Linked DNA regions of Homo sapiens: region 2 is linked to region 1. A link is an interaction called in ENCODE POLR2A ChIA-PET data of the cell type or tissue named here. Cell type or tissue: GM12878. All regions are shown on one strand. Each heading gives the region's core, and the rest is flanking DNA. Links, peaks and the distances in the headings are about the cores only.

Region 1 (2,909 bases), core at 120-2,619:
TGGCCACCAGCACGCTGCCTTTCCAGAGTGCCAAGTACCTGATGGAGACGTGGCCCTTCGGCGAGCTGCTCTGCAAGGCTGTGCTCTCCATCGACTACTACAATATGTTCACCAGCATCTTCACGCTCACCATGATGAGTGTTGACCGCTACATCGCTGTCTGCCACCCTGTCAAGGCCCTGGACTTCCGCACGCCTGCCAAGGCCAAGCTGATCAACATCTGTATCTGGGTCCTGGCCTCAGGCGTTGGCGTGCCCATCATGGTCATGGCTGTGACCCGTCCCCGGGGTGAGTGAGTGAGTGCACCATGGCACAGGCCACTGACCACAGGAGGCAGTACATGGGCCTTTGTGGGCTTGCAGGGCACTTACCAGGGTGAGTGTAGGTGGCTCATCAGCAGAGGTTGGATTCTGATCAAGATCAATGATGGTGTGGTGGCTGGCCAGTGGGAGTGTAGAAGAAGGTCAACCAATGGGAATGGGAATAGCTGGCCAGGGGGGCATGCGGATGGTTGACTATTGTGAAGATGAATGACTGATCAGTGGTCATATGGGTTGCTGGCCAAAGGGAATGTATGAATTTATGAAGGAGATTATGGATGGCTGGTTATGTACATGTAGGTGGCTGGCCAGGGATGTGTGGATGTATAGAGAGATGGTTGGATGTCCAGTGAGGTGAGGGTGTCACTGACCAGTGAGCAGTGGAGGCTGCAAGATCTGTGGTCCCATTTTAAACTCCCTTTCATCCTAATTTGAAAACCACTGGCCTGGATGACCAAAGCAAAGCCTAGAGAATAGCCTGCAGGGAATGACAAATAGGAGCTAAAATGGTAATTATAGTAACTGCCTGTATCAGGGGAGCTGCAATAACATTCTCCAAAGCTCAGGGGCTTAACACTGTAGAGGTTTCTCTCTCACTCCCATCACAATCCAGTGTGAGTAGGAGGAGCACAGACATTCAGGGACCCAGCCTCCTGTTGATGGTTTCTGAATCTTCTACTGCTGGCATCTGGCCGGCAGATGAATATGGAGAGGGAGCGAGGAGAAAGCACAGCCACTTTAAATGTTGGTTGGGTGCAGTGGCTCATGCCTGTAATCCCAGCATTTTGGGAGGCCAAGGCGGGTGAATCACTTGAGGTCAGGAGTTCCAGACCAGCCTGGCCAACACGGTGAAACCCTATCTTTACTAAAAGTACAAAAATTAGCCAGGCGTGGTGGTGGGCGTCTGTAGTCCCAGCTACTTGGGAGGCTGAGGCAGGAGAATCACTTGAACCTGGGAGGCGGAAGTTGCAGTGAGCTGAGATCATGCCACTGCACTCCAGCTTGGGCGACAGAATGGGACTTGTCTAAAAAAAAAAAAAAAAATTTATGGCCCATTTCTTCTAGTGACAGCTGGTCACATGGCCCCACCTTAATGCAAGGAAGTGAGAAATATTGTTTAGAAGGGCTCCACAGACATAGTAACTAATTAACCTCTCTGAGTCACACTATATCATGAGATGTTGAGAAGGTTAAAAGAGATAATATGTGTAGAATACTTAGGACAAGTCCTGGCTCATCGCCAAGGCCCAATGAATAATAGCTATTAAATGATTAAGCCTGTGAGATAGACAAGGCAGGGACTCCTACCTCCATTTGACTGTAGGGAAACAGAATCAGAGAGGTCAGGTGGTTTACTTAGGGTCACACAGCCAGGCATTTTGTGGAATTTGGCCTGCAACCTAGGGTTCCTGCCCCCAGGTCTGTTACTCCTTCTAGTCCCTTTTGTGGAAGTTTGCAGAGGGTTGATGCTGTGGGTGGGAGAGAACAAGCTTCTTGGTTACCTTTGACCCTCACAAGGGCAGAGTCCCTGGTGCCCTTTTATAGCCTGTGAGCCATTGGCCTTGACTCACAGCAGAGCCCCATTCCTCACTGTCAGCCTTCAGCTTACGGGCCATTAACTGCATCCCTCCTGGGGCTGGACCAGATGGGCCTCCTCACTCCACAATCCCTCACACACACACTTTCCCAGTGTGTGCCATCAGCACTTATTGAACCTGTGGGCCACTTGCTGTGTGACCTTAAACAAGTGCTGTTCTGGTTCCTATACAATGAAGGTCTTGGATTCAGTTACTTCTAGGGGTCCTGCCAGCCTGATGTCCTGTGGACCCACTCTGTCTGTGGATCCCCAGCCCCTTCTCACTTCTTAGCCTCAAGTCCATCGTGTGGCTTCTTAAATCCTAGCATTCCAAGAGATCCTGGGAGTCCCCTGGGCCAGCCTCAAGGCTGTATCAGAATCCCACAACACCCCCTAAGGTGTTCATCCAGCCCAAGCCCACACTCCAGGAATGGGGAGCTCATTTCATCCTAGGCACCCTTCCTATCTCAAGAAGGAAGTCCTTGAGTTAAGCTGAAGTCTGCTTTCCTCCCAGAAGGAAGGAAGTTTTGTTTTGTTTTTGTTGTTGTTTTGAGACAGGGTCTCGCTCTGTCACCCAGGCTGGAGTGCAGCGGCACTATCCCAGCTTACTGCAGCCTCAACCTCCAGGGCTTAAGCGATCCTCCCACCTCAGCCCCCCAAGTAGCTGGGACTGCAGATATGCACCACCATACCCAGCTAATGTTTGTTTTTTTTGTAGAGATGGGGTTTTGCCATGTTGCCCAGGCTGGTCTCCAGCTCCTGGACTCAAGCAGTCCACCTGCCTCAGCCTCCCAAAGTGCTGGGATTACAGGCATGAGCCCCATGCCTGGCCAGGAGGTTCTTGTGATTAAGCTGAGACCTGCTTCCCTCTAGGGAGCCTGACCCTATCCTTGAGTCCTGGACTCCCCCACATATATGCCCCTCTTTCCCTGTGGGTACGCCAAGAGCTTGAACCCCACTATGCTAAATGCTTTAGGTACCTTAGCCTTTTCTTTTCTTTTCTTTTTTTTTTT
Region 2 (2,909 bases), core at 220-2,719, 110 kb before region 1:
AAAAACTAACATATTTTGGCCTGGCGTGGTGGCTCACACCTGTAATCCCAACACTTTGGGAGGACGAGGCAGGAGGATTGCCTGGGCCTAGGAGTTTAAGACCAGCCTGGGCAATGTAGTGAGACCCCATCTCTCTAAAAAAGAAAAAATTAGCTGGGCATGGTGGCACACACCTGTTGTCCTAGCTACTTTGGAGGCTGAGGAAGGAGGATCCCTTGAGTCCAGGAGTTAGAGGTTGTAGTGAGCCATGATTGCATCACTGCACTCCAGCAGGGGCAACAGAGTGAGACTCTGTATCAAAAATAAATAAAATTTACAGTATTTTGTAGAAAAAGATAGTTTATTGGTGCTTTTTGCTAGACATCTGAAGGGCTCTAAATGGTCATCAGGCTTCTGTTTCTAGAGGGACAAGTAAGGAGGCCATGATCTTTTAGGCATCTTTTAGTAGCATAGCAGATTTATAGACGTCTGAGGGGCATCTAGGTGCTTGGTTTGTCCACTTGAAATGTGTACTATCTTATTAATCTTTATAATAAAATTCTGTCCTACATCTTGTGATTAAAAGCAGGAAGGAAATGATGAATTTAATGCACAGCATAGTTGTTAAGATAGACTTGTATGTGTTAGGGCCAGTGGGGAAATACAGGGTGATTTTCTTTTCAATTTTGCATTGCTGGGGCCAGATGAAGAAATATGGGTTTAGAAATGGAGTAGCAGGCTGGGCGCAGGTGGCTCATGCTTGTAATCCCAGCACATTGGTAGGCAGAGGCGGGCCGATCACTTGAGGTCAGCAGTTTGAAGCCAGCAGTTTGAGGCCAGCATGGTGAAATCCCGTCTCTACTAAAAATACTACAAAAAAAAAAAAAAAAATTAGCTGGGTGTGGTTGTGGGTACCTGTGATCCCAACTACTTGGGAGGCTGAGGCAGGATAATTTCTTGGACCCGGGAGGCAGGGGTTGCAGTGAGCTGAGATCCTGCCACTGCACTCCAGCCTGGGCGATAGAGAGAGACTCTGTCTAAACAAACAAGTAGCAAATTTAGGTTTTGTTAATTTAGCTTTTGGCCAGGCTCTGGCTCACGCCTGTAATCCCAGCACTTTGGGAGGCCGAGGTGGGCGGATCACCTGAGGTCAGGAGTTTGAGACCAGCCTGATCAACATGGAGAAACCCTGTCTCTACTAAAAAATACAAAATTAGCTGGGCGTGATGGTGCATGCCTGTAATCCCAGCTACTTGGGAGGCTGAGGCAGGAGAATCGCTTACACCTGGGAGGCGGAGGTTGCAGTGAGCTGAGATGGTGCCATTGCACTCCAGCCTAGGCAACAAGAGTGAAACTCTGTCTCAAAAAAAAAATTCAGCTTTTAATCAAGTATGTATTTTGATTATGTTTGCTAGAGTGGTTCAGTTAATGATAATTGAACTTGATATGTAGGTGTAAGATTCGTTTGTTGGAATTGACCAGCCTTTTAATGTTTTCATAGAATGAGTGCAATAGTAAACAGAATTTAGCGTCTTTGGTAAGCTAACTAATGGCTCTTTTTAAAAACCATTGCCCAGCGCGGTGGCTCATGCCTGTAATCCCAGCACTTTGGGAGGCCGAGGCGAGCAGATCACGATGTCAGGAGTTCGAGACCAGCCTGGTCAACATGGTGAAACCCTGTGTCTACTAAAAATACAAAAATTAGCTGGGCATGGTGGCAGGTGCCTGTAATCCCAGCTACTACTTGCAGTGGGCTGAGATTGAGCCATTGCAATCCAGCCTGGTGAAAGAGCAAAACTTGTCTAAAAAAAAAAAAAAACCATTCCATAAAGACTTTTTTTTTTTTTTTTGAGAGACGAATCTCACTCTGTCGCCCAGGCTGGAGTGCAGGGGTTTCACTGTGTTAGCCAGGATGGTCTTGATCTCCTGACTTTGTGATCCTCCCGCCTCTCCCTCCGAAAGTGCTGGGATTACAGGCGTGAGCCACCACGCCCAGCCCATAAAGACTCTTGATAAGTGAGTATCCTAGTTCTCAGCCGGTGAGCAAACCACCAAATAAAGGCTTCAATTATACTTCTGTCAGGTTACTTTTTAGTTTACTCTCTTGTAAGAACTGCTGGCACTGGCCGGGCGCGGTGGCTCACGCCTGTAAGCACAGCACTTTGGGAGGCTGAGGCGGGCAGATCACAAGGTCAGGAGATCAAGACCATCCTGGCTAACATGGTGAAACCCCGTCTCTATTAAATAAACTACAAAAAATTAGCTGGGTGTGATGGTGGGCTCCTGTAGTCCCAGCTACTCGGGAGGCTGAGGCAGGAGAATGGCGTGAACCCAGGGGGCGGAGCTTGCAGTGAGCCAAGATGGCGCCACTGGACTCCAGCCTGGGCGACAGAGCGAGACTCCATCTCAAAAAAAAAAAACCAAAAAAAAGAACTGCTGGGATTTCAGGAAGATGCCTATGATTGCTTCTAAGCCCAGTTACCATTTTAGTTAGTACTGCCTTACTCTCCTGTTGGTTACTATTTTCCTTAACATCTTTACATAACTGATTGTAAACTGTTCTTACAATCTTTATTAGGCTTTAAAGAACAAGCAGGTTTTATGAGAATGGGGCTCATAGCTCATTGAGATGGTAGACTCCCTTAGGTGAAGTGTTTGTGTGTGTACCTTTGTAGTATTTACGAGATTGCAGAAGCTTTCATGCCAGATGGGTGGTAACCCCATAAAGAAGTAGGGAAGTACTTAAACTTCATCCTGAAGGTGTCACAGCTGTTTTAAAGTTCCATGATTGGGCAGTATCTTGGCAGAACACACTGAAGCAGAGCCACAGCCATTTTTGCCTAGCATTATTACTGACTTGTTCTGCATGATCTAATTAACATAGAACCTTCAAGCATTAGATCTGTCAGGCTTGAAACTTAGAGCAAATT

What was found. ChIA-PET counts read pairs that join two places held together with the same protein. Peaks named below come from ENCODE experiments on the same cell type or tissue, not always from the same donor. Only the 100,000 strongest peaks of a DNase experiment are listed, where the experiment ranks them.
Region 2: POLR2A ChIA-PET joins it to region 1 with 5 read pairs; 19 of 35 experiments call an interaction of 5 or more read pairs at or near these places.

Annotation. Positions count from the first base shown.
Region 1 is chr1:28,859,016-28,861,924 of GRCh38, forward strand. OPRD1 (opioid receptor delta 1) reads left to right here. Exons shown (of 3, transcript NM_000911.4): 2 at 1-288. Among named protein-coding and RNA genes, the nearest start is that of OPRD1, 48 kb to the left of the region's middle. In GM12878, for the core only: no CTCF peak of the experiment used is centred there; a DNase peak (open chromatin) is centred at 1,470.
Region 2 is chr1:28,745,741-28,748,649 of GRCh38, forward strand. The region is part of intron 4 of YTHDF2 (YTH N6-methyladenosine RNA binding protein F2); the gene reads left to right. Among named protein-coding and RNA genes, the nearest start is that of YTHDF2, 10 kb to the left of the region's middle. RefSeq lists a silencer at 2,255-2,478. In GM12878, for the core only: no CTCF peak of the experiment used is centred there; no DNase peak of the experiment used is centred there; H3K4me3 peaks cover 922 bases.